2 separate regions of the Homo sapiens genome follow, and region 1 is linked to region 2. Evidence: read pairs that join two places in POLR2A ChIA-PET (ENCODE). Cell type or tissue: endothelial cell of umbilical vein. All regions are shown on one strand. Links, peaks and the distances in the headings refer to the core of each region. The heading gives the core; the rest is flanking DNA. Region 1 overlaps CLIP1 (CAP-Gly domain containing linker protein 1). Region 2 has its middle 36 kb from the start of ZCCHC8.

Region 1 (8,000 bases), core at 1-8,000, 92 kb after region 2:
ACTCGGGAGGCTGAGGCAAGAGAATGGCCTGAACCCAGGAGGCGGAGCTTGCAGTGAGCCGAGATTGCGCCACCGCACTCCAGCCTAGGAGACAGAGCGAGACTCTGTCTCAAAGAAAAAAAAAATTTTTTTTCTTAATATTATATGGCTCCCTGTTGGGGACTCAAACTCCAGTCTCCACATGACAGGCAGAAACACTCACCACTATACTAACAAGGAACTTGTAAATAGTAAGGTAACCGTGGCTAGGTACGGTGGCTTACGCCTGTAATCCCAGCATTTTGGGAGGCCAAGGTGGGAGGATCACTTGAACCTGGGCAACAAAGTGAGACCCTGTCTCTATAAAAAATAAAATAATTGGCCGGGCGGGGTGGCTCATTCCTGTAATCCCAGTAGTTTGGGAGGCTAAGCGGGTGGATCACTTGAGGTCAGGAGTTCAAGACCAGCCTGGCCAACATGGCGACACCCCGTCTCTACTAAAAATACAAAAATTAGACAGGCATGGTGGCAGGCACCTGTAATCCAAGCTACTTGGAGGTTTAGGCAGGAGAATCACTTAAACCCAGGAGGTGGAGGTTGCAGTGAGCCAAGATCGCGTCACTACACTCCAGCCTGGGCAACAAAGCAAGACTCCATATAAAACAAAATTAAAATAAGCCGGACATGGGGTCTCACGCCTGTAGTCCCAGCTACTCAGGAGGCTGAGCCTGGGAGATGGAAGCTGCAGGGAACTATGATTATGTCATGGCACTCCAGCAAGACCCTGTTTCAAAAAAAAAAAAAAAAAGAGTAACTTTATTGACAAAATAAGCTCAGAAGTGAACTTAGATGTGTTTATAAAAATTGGATTTTTTTTCCCCTTCTGATTTTTAATTTTTGGTTTAGTGAAATTATATGGGTGTGTATAAGATTCTGCTACCTTAAATGGCTTGGAAAACTCAAGGCATCAGAGGATGTTACTCAAGAATTTCTGGGCCAAGGCCAGGTGCAGTGGCTCATGCCTATAATACCAGCAGTTTTGGAGGCCGAGGCAGGCATATCACCTAAGGTCAGGAGTTCAAGACCAGCCTGGTCAACATGGTGAAACCCCGTCTCTACTAAAAATACAAAAATTAGCTGAGCTCAGTGGCACACACCTGTAATCCCAGCTACTTGGGAAGCTGAGGCAGGAGAATTGGTTGAACCCAGGATGGGGAGGTTGCAGTGAACTGAGTTTGCGCCACTGCACTCTAGCCTGGGCAACAGAGTGAGACTCTATGTCAAAGAAAAAAAAAAAAAAAGAATTTCAGGGCCTTTCAAATGATAAGGTTTAGATTTAGGAAGAGGAAGGAAATGTACAGTAGCTACTGTTTGACTAATAAGCAGAAACACAAGGTGTAAGGTCTACATGCTCTACATTCTAGAACCTCAGAATTTAGTGATTTTTTTTTTAAAGAGGGGCAGCGTATCATAGTGCTAAGAAGACAAACTAAGTCCCTGCTTTGCCTTTGGGACCTCAGTGAGATATTTAACAACTTTGTTTCCTAACCTCCATAAGCAAGGCTACAGTGCTGCATTTAGATTATATTTGATATTTCTAGGATGTGATGTCAGGTTCTTGGACAATTTGACTGACGCCCAGCTGTTGTGTTTCAACGTGGTTGTCTCCATGCCTTGGACTGCATGTTCTGTGCTGAATTTTTAGCTCATGACCATATATGAGGAGGTGACTTGTCAGCTTTTTAGATTTGAACTGACAAGCTTTATCTTTCTGTGAGCTACTCCCCAGGGCTCTTACACTAAGAATCTTAGAGTAGAATTTTCTTGTTCTCAACACTCTTTTTTTTTATTTTTGGAGACAGAGTCTCGCTCTGTTGCCCAGGCTAGAGTGCAGTGGCGCGATCTTGGCTCACTGTAACCTCCGCCTCCTGGGTTCAAGCAGTTCTCCTGCCTCAGCCTCCTGAGTAGCTGGGATTACAGGCGCCCACCACCATGCCCAGCTACTTTTTGTATTTTTAGTAGAGACAGGGTTTCACCATGTTGGTCAGGCTAGTCTCAAACCCCTGACCTCGTGATCCACCCGACTCGGCCTCCCAAAGTGCTGGGATTACAGGTGTGAGCCACCGCGCCTGGCTGCTAATTTTTTTTTTTGGTATTTTTAGTAGAGACGGGGTTTCACCATGTTAGCCAGGATGGTCTCGATCTCTTGACCTCGTGATCTGCCTGCCTCGGCCTCCCAAACTGCTGGGATTACAGGTGTGAGCCACTGCGCCCGGCCGCTATTTTTTTTTTTTTTTTTTTGTATTTTTAGTAGAGACGGGGTTTCACTGTGTTAGCCAGGATGGTCTCGATCTCCTGACCTTGTGATCTGCCTGCCTCCGCCTCCCAAAGTGTTGGGGTTACAGGCGTGAGCTACCACGCCCAGCCTAATTTTTGTATTTTTAATAGAGACAGGGTTTCACCATATTGGCCAGGCTGTTCTCAAACTCCTGACCTCGTGATCCGCTCTCCTTGGCCTCCCAAAGTGCTAGGATTACAGGCACGAGCTCAACACTTGTTATACAGGTCTTTGATACTGTGAAAGGGGAAAAATATCTTCCTGAGAATTAAAAAAAATATTTACAAGATTTGTTTTGCTTGTGTTTGAACCTTAAATAACTATAATTTATCCAGTATGTGCTTTTTTTGTGTCTGTCTTCATTTGCTGAACATTATTTTTGTGAGGTTTGTCTATAATATGTAGAAGTGAAACACACACATAGTGAGGTCTTATTACATATAAGCCATTTTCATAATATGCTTTCGTAGATTGTAGACTGTAGATTTGGGGCACTTGTATGGAAGCAAATACAGGTCTTAATTTAAAACAGTAAGCTGCTGTTTCATATTATACTCTTTGGATGTACTATACCTAATTTAATCATACACATTTAGATTGCACCCATTTTTCCCCTAGAAATGAAATTTGAGTCAAGGGGTATAAATAATTTAAAATTGTTAATAGATATTGCCAAATTGCAATCCAAAAAGCCTTTATTTTTGTTTCCACAAACAGTATACAAGTATGTCCTTCCTGGTAAGTTTTTTTTTTTTTCAGTCTTACTGGTGCTTTTTTTCACCTTGTTTATTAAGTTAATTAAAGCTCTTTTTTTAGATTCATTTACCATATTAACTTTTTTTTTTTCTTTTTTTTGAGACAGAGTCTCACTCTGTCCCCCTAGGTTGGAGTGCAGTGGCGCAATCTTGGCTCACTGCAACCTCTGCCTGCCGGGTTCAAGCGATTCTCGTGCCTCAGCCTCCGGAGCTGGGACTACAGACGTGCGCCACCACACCTGGCTAATTCTTTGTATTTTTAGTAGAGATGGGGTTTTGTCATGTTGCCCAAGCTAGTCTTGAACTCCTGAGCTCAGGCAATCCACCTGCCTCTGCCTCCCAAAGTGCTGCGATTACAGGCGTGAGCCACCACGCCCGGCCCTTATTAACTTTTTTAATTAAATTTTTTTTATTACCGTAGGTTATTGGGGAACCAGTGGTGTTTGCTTACGTGAGTGAGTTCTTTAGTGGTGTTTTGTGAGATTTTGGTGCACCCATCTTCCGAGCAGTATACGCTGCACCTAATAATTCGATTTTTTCTGTTTTTCTCAATCCTCTTATCGGTGACTTAGAACCTCAAACCTATGAGCCTGGTTGTGACCTTGCATTTACATTGAGTGTTTCTTCATTGTCTACTTGGGGAATTCTTGGGCTCTTTTTGGGTGGGAGTTTATGCTCTGGGGAAGTTGTTCTTTACCTGAAATCCATTTGCCTAGATTGCTGATGGAGTAGTTAGTGGCAGGATTTGCTGTTTTGTGTGGTCCACAATTGAGAAGATGCCAGATAGTCACATTTAGTTAAAAGCCCCTTTTGGCTGAATCTTGAGATCGTTTCTAACACAATGGATTTTACTTAGCTTAATTCCTTTGCGATGAGGTTTGCTGCAGATTTGAATAATTATTTTTTCTGATTTTAGTTTTGTTTTTTTTTTTTTAATCAAGATGGAATCTCGCTCTTTTGCCCAGCTGGAGTGCAGTGGCATGATCTCAGTTCACTGCATCCTCTGCCCCGTGAGTTCAAGCGATTCTCCTGCCTCAGCTTCCCAAGTAGCGTAGCTGGGATTACAGGCACCCACCACCACACCCGACTAATTTTTTTTTTTTTTCTTTAGACCAGGTTTCACTCTTGTCGCCCAGGCTGGAGTGCAATGGCGCAATCTCACTGCAACCTCCGCCTCCCGGGTTCAAGTGATTCTCCTGTCTCAGCCTCCTGAGTAGCTGGGATTATCTGGATGTGCCACCACGCCTGGCTAATTTTGTATTTTTAGTAGAGACGGGGTTTTTCCATGTTGGTCAGGCTGGTCTTGAACTCCTGACCTCAGGTGATCTGCTCGCCTCGGCCTCCCAAAGCATTGGGATTACAGGTGTGAGCCACCACACCCAGACTGTATTTTTTTTTTTTCCCCATAGAGACAGGGTTTCACCATGTTGGCCAGTATGGTCTCGAACTCCTGACCTCAAGTGATCCGCCCACCTTGGCCTCCCAAAGTTCTGGGATTACAGGCGTGAGCCACTGTGCCCGGCCAAGTTTTTTTTTCATTTTTCAGTTTCCCAGTTCTAAACTTCACCTAGTGTAACCTTTTAGGGTTGTCCAGGAGGGAAATACATGGCCCCTTATGCTGCTGCAGAGAAGCTGCGTTAAGCAGCTTTTTCCTGTTTGCACACAGCAGACTCAGTGGGGTCACATTTTAGCAGGTCATCGTTGTCAGTGCTCTTCCTGCTCCTTGCTTTCAGTTTTGAGAGGGTTCCCCAGTTTTCCTTTTGAGGCTTGGAAACACAGGAAACCGTCCACCTGCCTGTCAGATCCCATGCCTCTGGTCTCACTGTCCATCCTCCTCGCCTGTGTCCTGTGCCCTGTGCCCTGACTGCTTTGGGTCAGGCCATCATCATCTTTACCTGGACTTGCATGGCACCGTCCATGCCACTTGCCTTGTCTCTCCTCACCTCTATTCTTTGCACAATTACAGAGAGATCAATTAAAATGTCAATTTGGTGATGCTGTTCCTTTGCCTAAACTCTTTTTAATAGTGCCCAGTCTGCCTGCAACGTTGGCTTTGATTTTCACAATGTTTGGAGCGTTTTCTATGGTGCTCAGTAATTGGGCGGTGGTTTCTTTTTCTAAACCTGAGCCAATATCCTAACCCCAAAGGTGCCAAATTTGGTGTCTGTCTAGACTTGAGAACTTTGTATAGGCTCTTGGGGCTTGGGAGTTTGGAGCTTTTCTGTGTTGAGGAGCCCATGCCACTGCTTTGGGACTTGGGGAGAGGGAGGTTTGGCCACACAGGCCTGAGTACTGAGTGCCAGTGTTGTCTTATTACTGGATCACATCTCCTAACTTTTAACAACTTTATTGTCCCTGTGAATTCTCTAAGCATAATCACAAAAATATCTTGAGCCTCAGACACTTGGTAGCTTATGATCTTTTGTAGATTTAAAAAGCAAACTTTGCTAATATTTTGGTCAAGTGGGTGCCATATAAAAGACTGCTTCTGGTGAATAAATATTCTGCATTTTATCAACCCCCAGGGTTAGAAGAGGTGATTTTTTTTTTTTTCTTTTTTTTTTTTGAGACAGAGTCCTGCTCTGTTGCCCAGGCTGGAGTGCAGTGGCATGATCTCGGCTCACTGCAACCTCTGCCTCCCAGGTTCAGGCGATTCTCTTGTCCCAGCCTCCCATGTAGCTGGGATTACAGGCATGCATTACCCTTTCCTGTGTCTTGATATTCTTGGGGTCCTGGATCCTGTGGAAGCTCAGATGCCTTTCAGAAGCGGAGATTAAGTAGTTCCGAGACATAAAGTGCAAGTCAAGTAAAACATCATCTTTTAGCCAAAGCGTCTATTCATAATTGTGCATCTTTTGTTTACCTGTTAGTTCTAGGGAGTTAGACTTACAAGAGGGTATCTGTTATATGTCATCTGCTCTTGTCATATTTCTTTTTAAGGGGATTTATTTAATGTCACCTGTTAGAGATTGGGAGACTCAAAATGATATCATAAAAGGAATAAAGTAACTGGGACTGTTTATTTAGCCTAGAGAAAATATGATGGCTTTATAAAGGCTGTGTTTAATGCTCTGCAATTCATTCAGAAAATATCCTGAGCGTCTGCTATGCACCGGAAGTTGTTCCAGGTGTTGTAGATATGGCACCAACGAAGACCAACACATCGTGATCTAAAGGGGCTCCTCATGGCATTAAAATAAAAATCGAAACTCCTTCCTTGGACTTGCAGTGCCCCTTGTTCTCTGGACCCTGCCCACCCTCCCGACCTCTTGTCCTTCTCACACCCCTTTCTCACTCTGCTTCAGCTACACTGGCCCCTTTGCTGTTTCTTTTCTTTCTTCTTCTTCTTTTTTTTTTTTTTTGAGATAGGTTTTGCTCTGTTGCCCAGGCTGAAGTGCAGCAGCGCCATTTCGGCTCATTGCACCCTCTGCCTACAGGGCTCAAGCAATTGTCGCGCCCCAGCCTCCTGAGTAGCTGGGACTACAGGCGTGAGCCACCACAGCTGGCTAATTTTTGTATTTTTAGTAGAGACAGGGTTTCGCCATGTTGCCCAGGCTGGTCTCGAATTCCTGTCCTCAAATGATCTGTCTGCCTTGGCCTCCCAAAGTGCTGGAATTACAGGTGTGAGCCACCATGCCTGGCCCCCTTTGCTGTTTCTAAACACCCAGACTCATTCCCACTTTAGAATTTGTTGTTTCTTCTGCTTGGGATGTTTTGTGCCCGGTGCCTCGTGGTCACTTAAGTCATGCTCAAGTGTTACCTCCTCAGGCATCCCTTCCTTGGCCACCCCAACTAAAGACACCTTCTATGGCAGTGTCACACTACCCTGTTTTATTTTTTTCATAGCCCTCTTCACCAGTTGAAAATTATCTTTCATTTTTTTACTTGCTTATTGTCCATTTCTCCCTGCCCAGAATTTAACCTCCATGAAAGCACGGAAACTTTCTGTCTCATTCACTGTCACACCCACAACACTTAGGACAGGGCCTGGCACATAGTAGGAGCTCATTAAATAGTGTGGAGAGAATCAGAGGGTTTTGAATACAGTCGTCACTTTATACCCATGAAGGAGAGAGTAAAGTAGGGCAAGCAGAGGTCGACTTAGGACCAGTGAAGATTTTACCCTTCTCTGTAGGAGAGTTGCTGGAAGGTGAACTGGCCCTTCACTGGAGGTAATTATATTACTTGAGGTAATCAAAAGTGGCCAGACGTGGTGGCTCACGTCTGTAATCCTAGCATTTTGGGAGGTCAAGGTGGGTGGAATCAGTTGAGGTCAGGAGTTGGAGACTAGCCTGGCCAACATGGTGAAACCCTGTCTCTACTAAAAATACAAAAATATTAGCCGGGCGTGGTGGCACATGCCTGTAATCCCAGCTGCTTGGGAGGCTGAGGCAGGAAAATCTCTGGAACCCGGGAGGCAGAGGTTGTAGTGAGCTGAGATCATGCCACTGCACTCCAGCCTGGACGACAGAGCGAAACTCCGTCTCAAAAAGAAGGAAAAAAAAAAAAGTACCGTGCTTTGGCTCTTTCATGTCACAGGCAATTAAGTTTTAAGTGAGGCTTACATTTGTATTTGGCAAATACCAGCTAACCATGTTTATTTTATTTTATTTTTTTTTTATTGAAGTGCAGTGGTGTGATCTTGGGTCACTGCAACCTCCACCTCTGGGGTTGAAGTGATTTTCCCGCCTCAACCTCCCGAGTAGCTGGGATTACAGGTGCTTGCCACCATGCCCGACTAATTTTTGTATTTTTAGTAGAGACAGAATTTCAGGCCTGTCTCAAACTCCTGACCTCAAGTGATCTGCCTGCCTCGGCCTCCCAAAGAGCTAGGATTGCAGACATGAGTCACCCCACCTGGCCTCCATGTTTACTTTTTAAAATAAGCTGTTTATCTTGGAATATGGCAGATAAGAAGCCACCTTACA
Region 2 (9,220 bases), core at 713-8,712:
CATGAACCAGGGAGGCGGAGCTTGCAGTGAGCCGAGATTGTGCCACTGCACTCCAGCCTGGGTGACAGAGCAAGACTCCGTCTCAAAAAATAAATAAATAAATAAAACGGAAATGTATAGAAAACAGTGAAGAAGAAGCAGGAACGCTCAAGAAATGCAGAATGGTAAAAAAAAGTTTTAAATTAAGAGCGGCGTATTCATTGATGCTAAGAACTCTGGATTGCTTTGCTCTGTGGTCTGAATTTTATTAGGGAAAAGAGTCTGCTAAAGATCTTTCAGTGGAGAGCGCCCTCCTCCAAGTGGTTTTTTAAGAAGATAATTCCTAAAGCAGAAGTCTGAATGAACTGAACAGAGGAGACCATTTATGGGAGGGAGCGCATAAAGCAGGAAGTAATTGCCTCGAGCGGGTGCCCTATTTATTTATTTATTTATTATTTTTATTTATTTTATTTTATTTTTGAGACGGAGTCTCGCTCTGTCGCCCAGGCTGGAGTGCAGTGGCGCTATCTTGGCTCACTGCAAGCTCCGCCTCCCGGGTTCATGACATATTCCTGCCTCAGCCTCCCGACTAGCGGGGACTACAGGCGCCCGCCACCACGCCCGGCTATTTTTTTTGTATTTTTAGTAGAGACAGGGTTTCACTGTGTTAGCCAGGATGGTCTCGATCTTCTGACCCCGTGATCTGCCCGCCTCGGCCTCCCAAAGTGCTGGGATTACAGGCATGAGCCACCGCGTCCGGCCGGCAGGTGCCCCATTTTAAAAATATATTGTTGGCCGGGTGCTTTGGCTCACGCCTGTAATCCCAGCACTCTGGGAGGCTGAGGCGGGCAGATCACCTGAGGTCGGGAGTTCAAGACCAGCCTGACCAACATGGAGAAACCCCATCTCTACTAAAAAAAAAAAAAAAAAAATTAGCCAGGCGTGGTGGTACATGCCTGTAATCCCAGCTACTCGAGAGGCTGAGGGAGGAGAATCATCTGAAGTCGGGATGCAGAGGTTGCGGTGAGCCGAGATCCCACCATTGCATTCCAGCCTGGGCAACAAGAGCAATACTCCGTCTCAAAAAATAAATTAATTAATTAAAGTAATAAAATAAAGAAGTATTGTTTGCTGTTTTGGAGTATTGCAAGACTGTTGGGTGGAGGAACAAGTTACTGTTTCAACTTGCCCATGCCATGACAGGTTCCAGGTGTGGGTAGATGAGGTAAGAACCAGACGTTTGTCCTTCAAGATTGACTTGGAGCAGGGGTGGGGATATCTCTTTAATCTTTGTCTTGGGTTAAAGGGAATGTAAACTGCAGTGCAGGTTGCTAAAACAAGGCCAGCTCTTTGTTGTTGTCTCCTAGAAGCAGGTAAGTGGAAAGAAGGAACTGCCCTTATTAAAATAGAAAACGACCTCGTTCTTTTTTCAAAAGGTCACATTTCCTTACATGGTGAAAATGCCGTCCACTTTCTACTAACATGAAGCGTCCTCCTGGTTGATTTTATTCTTCAAGTTCTCGGCTGGAATCATTTTGCTTTTTTCTGTCTTGAATTGGGGTTTTTTTACTTTTTTTCCCTCTAGGTAAATTTTTTTTTTTTTTTTTTTTTTTTTTTTTTGGAGATGGAGTCTCGCTCTGTCGCCCAGGCTGGAGTGCAGTGGAGCAATCTCGGCTCACTACAAGCTCCGCCTCCCGGGTTCATGCCATTCTCCTGCCTCTGCCTCCCAAGTAGCTGGGACTACAGGCGCCCGCCACCACGCCCGGCTAATTTTTTGTATTTTTGGTAGAGACAGGGTTTCATTGGCCGGGCACGGTGGCTCACACCTGTAGTCCCAGGCGTGACTTTGGGAGGCCGAGGCGGGCGGATCACAAGGTCAGGAGATAGAGACCATCCTGGCTAACGCGGTGAAACCCCGTCTCTACTAAAAATAAAAAAAATTAGCCGGGCGTGGTGGCGGGCGCCTGTCGTCCCAGCTGCTTGGGAGGCTGAGGCAGGAGAATGGCGTGAGCCCAGGAGGCGGAGCTTGCAGTGAGCCGAGATAGCGCCACCGCACTCCAGCCTGGGTGACAGAGCGAGACTCTGTCTCCAAAAAAAAAAAAAAAAAAAAAAAAAAAAGGAGACAGAGTTTCACCATGTTAGCCAGGATGGTCTCGATCTCCCGACCTCGTGATCCGCCCGCCTTGGCCTCCCAAATTGCTGGGATTACAAAGTGAGCCACCGTGCCCAGCCCTCTCTAGGTAAATCTTTAGAATTTGTGGATTATCATTAGCAGGCAAAACCAGCAAGGGTGTTGTAACAACCTTTAGTACGCAAGTTGCTTGTGTCAGAGACGTTTAAACCAGAGCGACTCTATCTCGTATAGAGGCTGGGTAAAATGAGGCTGAGACCTACTGGGCTGCATTCCTAGATGATTAGGCATTCTAAGTCACAGGATGAGATAGGAGGTCAGCACAAGATACGTGTCATAAAGACCTTGCTGATAAAACAGGTTGCAGTAAAGTAGCCAGCTAAAACCCACCAAAACCACGATGGCCACGACAGTGATCTCTGGTTGTCCTCAATGCTAGACTCCCATCAGTACCATGACAGTTTACAAATGCCATGGCGACATTAGGAAGTTACCCTATATGGTCTAAAACGGGGAGGCAAGAATAATTCACCCCTTGTTTGGCATATCATCAAGAAATAACCATAAAAATGGGCAACCAGCAGCCCTGGGGCTGCTCTGCCTATGGAACAGCCATTCTTTCCTAATAAACTGCCTTTCACTTTATGGACTTGCCCTGAATTCTTTTTTTTTTTTTTCTTTTGAGACGGAGTCTCACTCTGTCACCCAGGTTGGAGTGCAGTGGCCCAGTCTCAGCTCACTGCAACCTCCCTTTCCCTGATTCAAGCAATTCTGCCTCAGCCTCCTGAGTAGCTGGGATTACAGGCCCCCGCCACCATGCCTGGCTAATTTTTTTATTTTTAGTAGTCATGAGGTTTCAACATGTTGGCCAGGCTGGTCTAGAACTCCTGACCTCAAGTGATCTGCCCGCCTCTCCCTCCCAAATTGCTGGGATTACAGGCGTGAGCCACCGTGCCCGGCGTCATCATCTAGGACTGCATCCTATGCACACATTTCCACAGTACTAAAAGGTTTACCTTTAAAAATGTTAAGTGCACCGGGCTTGGTGGCTCACGCCTGTAATCCCAGCACCTTGGGAGGCCGAGGCGGGCGGATCACGAGGTCAGGAGATCGAGACCATCCTGGCTAACATGGTGAAACCCTGACTCTACTAAAAATACCAAAAATTAGCCGGGCGTGGTGGCGGGCACCTGTAGTTCCAGCTACTCGGGAGACTGAGGCAGGAGAATGGCTTGAACCTGGGAGGCGGAGCTTGCAGTGAGCTGAGATTGCGCCACTCCACTCCAGCCTGGGCGACAGAGTGAGACTCCCTCTCAAAAAAAAAAAAAATGTTAAGTGCAGGCCAGGCACAGTGGCTCACAGGAGCAGGAGGACTGCTTGAGCTCAGGAGTTCAGGACAGCCTGGGCAACATGGTGAAGCCCCGCTCTACAAAAGTAAAAATAACTTTTATTTTAATAATATTTTCTTCCCAAAGTGCTGGGATTACAGCCATGAGCCACTGTGCCATACTTGTGTACCTGTCTTTATGAGACCAAAAACTAAATAAAATGTATTTCACCCCCGCTTTTTTTTTTTCCCGAGACAGAGTCTCACTCCGTCACCCAAGCTGGAGTGCAGTGATGCGATCTTGGCTCACTGCAACCTCCGCCTCCCAAGTTCAAGCTATCCTCGTGCCTCAGCCTCCCGAGTAGCCGGGATTACAGGCGCCCACCACCATGCCTAGCTAATTTTTGTATTTTTAGTAGAGACAGGGTTTTGCCATGTTGGCCAGGCTGGTCTCGAACTCCTGACCTCAGGCGATCCACCCACTTCGGCCTCCCAAAGTGCTGGGATTACAGGTGTGAGCCACTGCTCCCAGCCTTATTTCCCCCTTAAAATTTTTTTTTTTTTAATTTGAGAAGGAGTAATCCCAGCTACTCAGGAGGCTGAGGCAGGAGAATCGCTTGAACCTGAGAGGCGCAGGTTGCAGTGAGCCAAGATCACGCCACTGCACTCCAGTCTGGGCAACAGAGCGAGACTCCATCTCAAAAAAAAAAAAAAAAAAAAAAAGAAAGAAAAGAAATGTGGGATTTGTGTGTGTGTGTGTGTGTTTTCTCGAGATAGGGTTTCACTCTGTTGTCCAGGCTAGGGTACTCGACCTCCTGGGCTCAAACAATCCTCCTACCTCAACCTCTTAAATAGCAGGGACAACAGGCATGTGTCACCACACCTAGCTTATGTTAATAATTTTCATTGTGATGGGGTCTCCCTACATTACCCAGGCTGGTCTTTAACTCCTGGGCTCAGGAGATCCACCCGCCTTAGCCTCCCACAGTGTCAGAATTATAACCACGAACCACCACGTTCCGCAAAAAAATTATTTATTTATTTATTTATGAGATGGAGTCTCGCTCCGTCACCCAGGCTGGAGTGCAGTGGCGCAATCTCAGTGGCGCAATCTCAGCTCACTGCAACCTCTGCCTCCCAGGTTCAAGCGATTCTCCTGCCACAGCCTCCCTAGTAGCTGGGACTGCAAGTGCATGCCACCATGCCTGGATAATTTTTTTGTATTTTTAGTAGAGATGGGGTTTCACCATGTTGGCCAGGCTGGTCTTGAACTCCTGACCTTGTGATCCGCCACCTCAGCCTCCCAAAGTGCTGGGATTACAGGCACGAGCTACCGCGCCCGGCCTAAGAAATGTATTTTTTAAACAAAATTTCCTATCAACAATATGGCTGCATTTGGAATTTTGTAATAGGAGGAATTACTGAAAAGGCAAGGGGTGTGGCCCTTACTGAACGCTGACATTCCGGGCAGCTGAGATTGCTCCTTTGTAGGGTGACCTCATGCCAGAGTGATTTCTTAATGTTTTCCGTCATGGAAGCAAATTCATTAGTCATAAGTGAGAATGACAAATGAAACTGGATTGGAACAGGTTGTGGGATTGGACCTGGGGCAAATTTCTCACAGACTTGGAACAAGTTTCCTTCTGTTCCTACCACAGTCCTGATCTTGGATTCTTCAAACCAATTACAACTCTGTTCATTGTACTGGCCCATTCTACTAAGTTTTTATTTAGAACATTTGGAGGAATACTGAACACCTACTATATGAGGGTAGTTGAAATCTAATAGGGTTCATGACTTTAGAGAGTCAAGGATTAGGACAGGCATAGCAGGCATGTGGTAGAAACAGAATGTTTGCCTACAGTCATAATTGAAGGAAATGTCAAATTTCCCTGAATTCTATCCAGAAGGTCCGTGGACCCCCAGTTAAGAACCTTGCAGCAGGGCTGGATGTGGTGGCTCACGCCTGTAATCCCAATGCTTTGGGAGGCCAAGACAAGAGGATAGGTTGAGGCCAGTAGTTTGAGACCAGTCTTGGCAACATAGCAAGGTTCGAGACCTGTCTCTACAAAAAATAAACAAAATTAGCTTGGTGTGGTGGTACACACCCGTGGTCCCAACTGCTCGGAAGGCTGAGATAGGAGGACGGTCGAGGCTGCAGTGGACTGTGATCGTGACATTGAACTTCAGCCTGGGTCAGAGACAGACCCTGTCTCCTAAGAAAAAAAAATTTTGTTGAGCAAGTGACTAGATTCAAAGGTTAAAATAGCCTACTTGTATATTACCTTTTAGAGATTGGCTGAGGTCTAAGTAGATTGGTGCTCAGGGTAAGAGTTTGAACTCAGTGATCACTAAGGTTCCTTCCAACTCTTTTTTTTTTTAGAGAAAGGGTGTTGCTCTGTTGCCCAGGCTTCAGTGCAGTGATGTGATCATAGCTCACTATAGCCTCGAACACCTGGGCTCTCGCTATCCTCCTGCCCGGCCTCCCAAGGAGCTGGGGCTAAAGGCACATGCTGCCATGCATGGCTAATTTTTTCATTTTTATTTTATTTATTTATTTATTTTATTATTTTTATTTTTTGAGACGGAGTCTTGCTCTGTCGCCCAGGCTGGAGTGCAGTGGTGCAATCTCAGCTCACTGCAAGCTCCGCCTCCCGTGTTCGCGTCATTCTCCTGCCTCAGCCTCCGGAGTAGCTGGGACTACAGGTGCCCGCCACCACGCCCGGCTAATTTTTTGTAGTTTTAGTAGAGACAGGGTTTCACCGTGTTAGCCAGGATGGTCTGGATCTCCTGACCTTGTGATCCTCCCACCTCGACCTCCCAAAATGCTGGGATTACAGGCGTGAGCCACTGCGCCCAGCCTCATTTTTATTTTTGTAGACATGGGGTCTCAGTTTGTTGCCCAGGCTGCTCTTGAACTCCTGGGCTCAAGCAATCCTTCTGCCTCAGCCTCCCAAAGTGCTGGCATTACAGGCCAGAGCCACTGCACCCAGCCATCCTTCCAACTCCTTGGTCTGTGTTTTGCCCTTACTTGAGCTTCCTTCATCATAACTTGCAAACTTGCATTTCATTTTTGATGAACTGAAGCAATTTTCTTTCTTTTTTTTTTTTTTTTTTTTTTTGAGATGGAGTCTCGCTCTGTCACCCAGGCTGGAGTGCAGTGGCGTGATCTCGGCTCACTGCAAGCTCTGCCTCCCAGGTTCACGCCATTCTCCTGCCTCAGCCTCCCGAGTAGCTGGGACTACAGGCACCTGCCACCATGCCCAGCTAATTTTTTGTGTTTTTAATAGAGATGCGGTTTCACCATGTTAGTCAGGATGGTCTCAATCTCCTGACCTCGTGATCTGCCCGCCTCGGCCTCCCAAAGTGCTGGGATTACAGGCGTGAGCCACCGCACCCGGCCTGAACTGAAGCAATTTTCTAAGCTCCTTCTTTATTCTGATGCTCAGAGTAAAATTGCCAGTATATTTAATGTGCTTTGTGTAAATGACTCACTCCTGAGTGTTTTTAGGATGTTTAGATAAAGATAGGCCTTGTTGTGCTCTTTAGAAGAAATTGCGACCAAGTGTGTTTTACAAAGGAATAGGTAAATAACTGCAGGCACAAAACATAAATGATCCACTGAATATTCATCAGTTATGGTAGGAATGGGTGGTATTCATTTCCCAGTTTGTTGAGTATTTTTATCAAGAAGGAGTATTGAGTTTTGTCAAATACATTTTCCGTATTGAGATTATCATGCAGTTTTTGTCCATTCTATTGATTCAATGTATTACATTAATTGATTTTCAGATGTTGAACCAACCTTGTATTCTATCACATTTGATCATATTGTTTAATCCTTTTTATATATTGGTGGATACAGTTTGCTAGTATTTTGGTGAGGATTTTGTATCTATGTTTATTAAAATATTGGTCAGTAGCTTTCTCCTTTTTCAACCATTTCTTGTATTGATTTTTAATTAAAAAATAATTTTTTTTTGAGACAGGGTCTCTCTCTGTTGCTCAGGCTGGAGTGCAGTGGCAAAATCTTGGCTCAATGCAACCTCCACCTCCCAGGCTCAAGAGATCCTCCCACTTCAGACTCCTGAGTAGCTGGGACAACAGGTGTACACCACCATGCCAGGCTAATTTTTTTATTTTTTGTAAAGATGGAGTTTGACCATGTTGTCAGGCTAATTTTTTAAATTTTAATTTTTTTGAACCAAAATGTCTTTTAATTGAATACTGAATACATTCTGTTAGGACATAAGAGTGACTGACAATTTTTTTTTTTTTTTTGACACGGAGTTTTGCTCTTGTTGCCCAGGCTGGAGTGCAGTCATGCGATCTTGGCTCACTGCAACCTCTGCCTCTCAGGTTCAAGCAATTCTTGTGCCTCAGCCTCCCTAGTAGCTGGGATTACAGGCACCTGCCACCATGCCCGGCTAATTTTTGTATTTTTAGTAGCACAGGGTTTCACCATGTTGGCCAGGCTGGTCTCGAAGTCCTGACCTCAGATGATCACCCGCCTTAGCCTCCCAAAGTGCTGGGATTACAGACACAAGCTCGATTTTACAGCCCAGTTTTTTTTTTTAAGACAGGATCTCCCTTTGCTGCCCAGGCTGGAGCACAGTGACATAAACATCGCTCACTGCAGCCTCTACCTCCTGGGCTCAAGTGATCCTCCCGTCTCAGCCTCCCAAGTATCTGAGACCACAGGTAAGCACCACCATGCCCAGCTAATTTTTAAATTTTTTATAGAGACAGAGTCTTGCCTTGCTGCCTGGGTGAGTCTCAAACTCCTGGGCTCAAGAGATCCTCCCACTTCAGTCTCCCAAAGTGCTAGGATTGCAGGCATGAGCCACTGCGCCTTTATAAGACTGATGTCTTTATAAGAAGAGGGAAATCTGGCACAGAGAGATGGAGGCAGAAAGCGATGTGGAGATGGAGGCAGAGACTGGAGTGATGCATCTATGAGCCAAGGAATGCCAGAAGCTGTGAGAGAGGCATGGAACAGCCCGTCCCTCAGAGTGCCCAGAAGGAGCCAACCTGGGAATTCTAGCCTTGAAAGCTGAGAGAATATGGCTGGGCTCAGTGGCTCACCCCTGTAATCCCAGGACTTTAGGAGGCCAAGGTTGCAGTGAGCTGAGGTCGTGCCATTGCACTCCAGCCTGGGCAACAGAGTGAGACTCTGTCTCAAAAAAACAAAACAAAACTGAGAACTGAGAGAATATGTTTCTACATTTCTGCTGATTAAGCCACCCAGTTTGAGGGACTTTGTGGAAGGCCCCAGTTAGCTGATTCTCATCCTTACAGACAGGCAGAATCTTTTCCAAAGAATTGCATCCATGTTCATCTTTTCCTGTTTTCTGTGATCTCTGAGGAGTCCGAGACTTCCAGAATGAGATGAGCATTTCATAGTCAACATTGGCCTTATCTCGCCAGACACTGAGTACAGTCAACCCTACAGTAAACTCTACTATACTATATTACTATATAGGGCTATGCTATAGCAATAGTTCTCAACACAGAGTTTACAGACAAATTGTCTCTCAGAAATCCACAAGTTCTCCACATAATTATTTTTTTTTGAGACGGGGGGTCTCTCTGTTGTCCAGGCTAGAGAGCAGTGGTGAACTCTTGGCTGACTGCAGCCTCGACCTCCCAGGCCCAAGTGATCCTCCCAACTCAGCCTCTGAGTAGCTGGGATCACGGGTGCACGCCACCACACCCGGCTAATTTTTTTTTTTTTTTTTTCAGTAAAGACAGGATTTTGCCACGTTGCCCAGGCTGGTCTGGAA

What was found. ChIA-PET counts read pairs that join two places held together with the same protein. Peaks named below come from ENCODE experiments on the same cell type or tissue, not always from the same donor. Only the 100,000 strongest peaks of a DNase experiment are listed, where the experiment ranks them.
Region 1: POLR2A ChIA-PET joins it to region 2 with 5 read pairs; 6 of 35 experiments call an interaction of 5 or more read pairs at or near these places.

The regions. Positions count from the first base shown.
Region 1 is chr12:122,368,596-122,376,595 of GRCh38, reverse strand. All of the region lies in intron 3 of CLIP1 (CAP-Gly domain containing linker protein 1), which reads left to right. Among named protein-coding and RNA genes, the nearest start is that of CLIP1-AS1, 23 kb to the left of the region's middle. In endothelial cell of umbilical vein, for the core only: no CTCF peak of the experiment used is centred there; no DNase peak of the experiment used is centred there; H3K27ac peaks cover 355 bases.
Region 2 is chr12:122,460,229-122,469,448 of GRCh38, reverse strand. No RefSeq gene overlaps it. Among named protein-coding and RNA genes, the nearest start is that of ZCCHC8, 36 kb to the left of the region's middle. In endothelial cell of umbilical vein, for the core only: no CTCF peak of the experiment used is centred there; a DNase peak (open chromatin) is centred at 4,968; H3K27ac peaks cover 1,480 bases.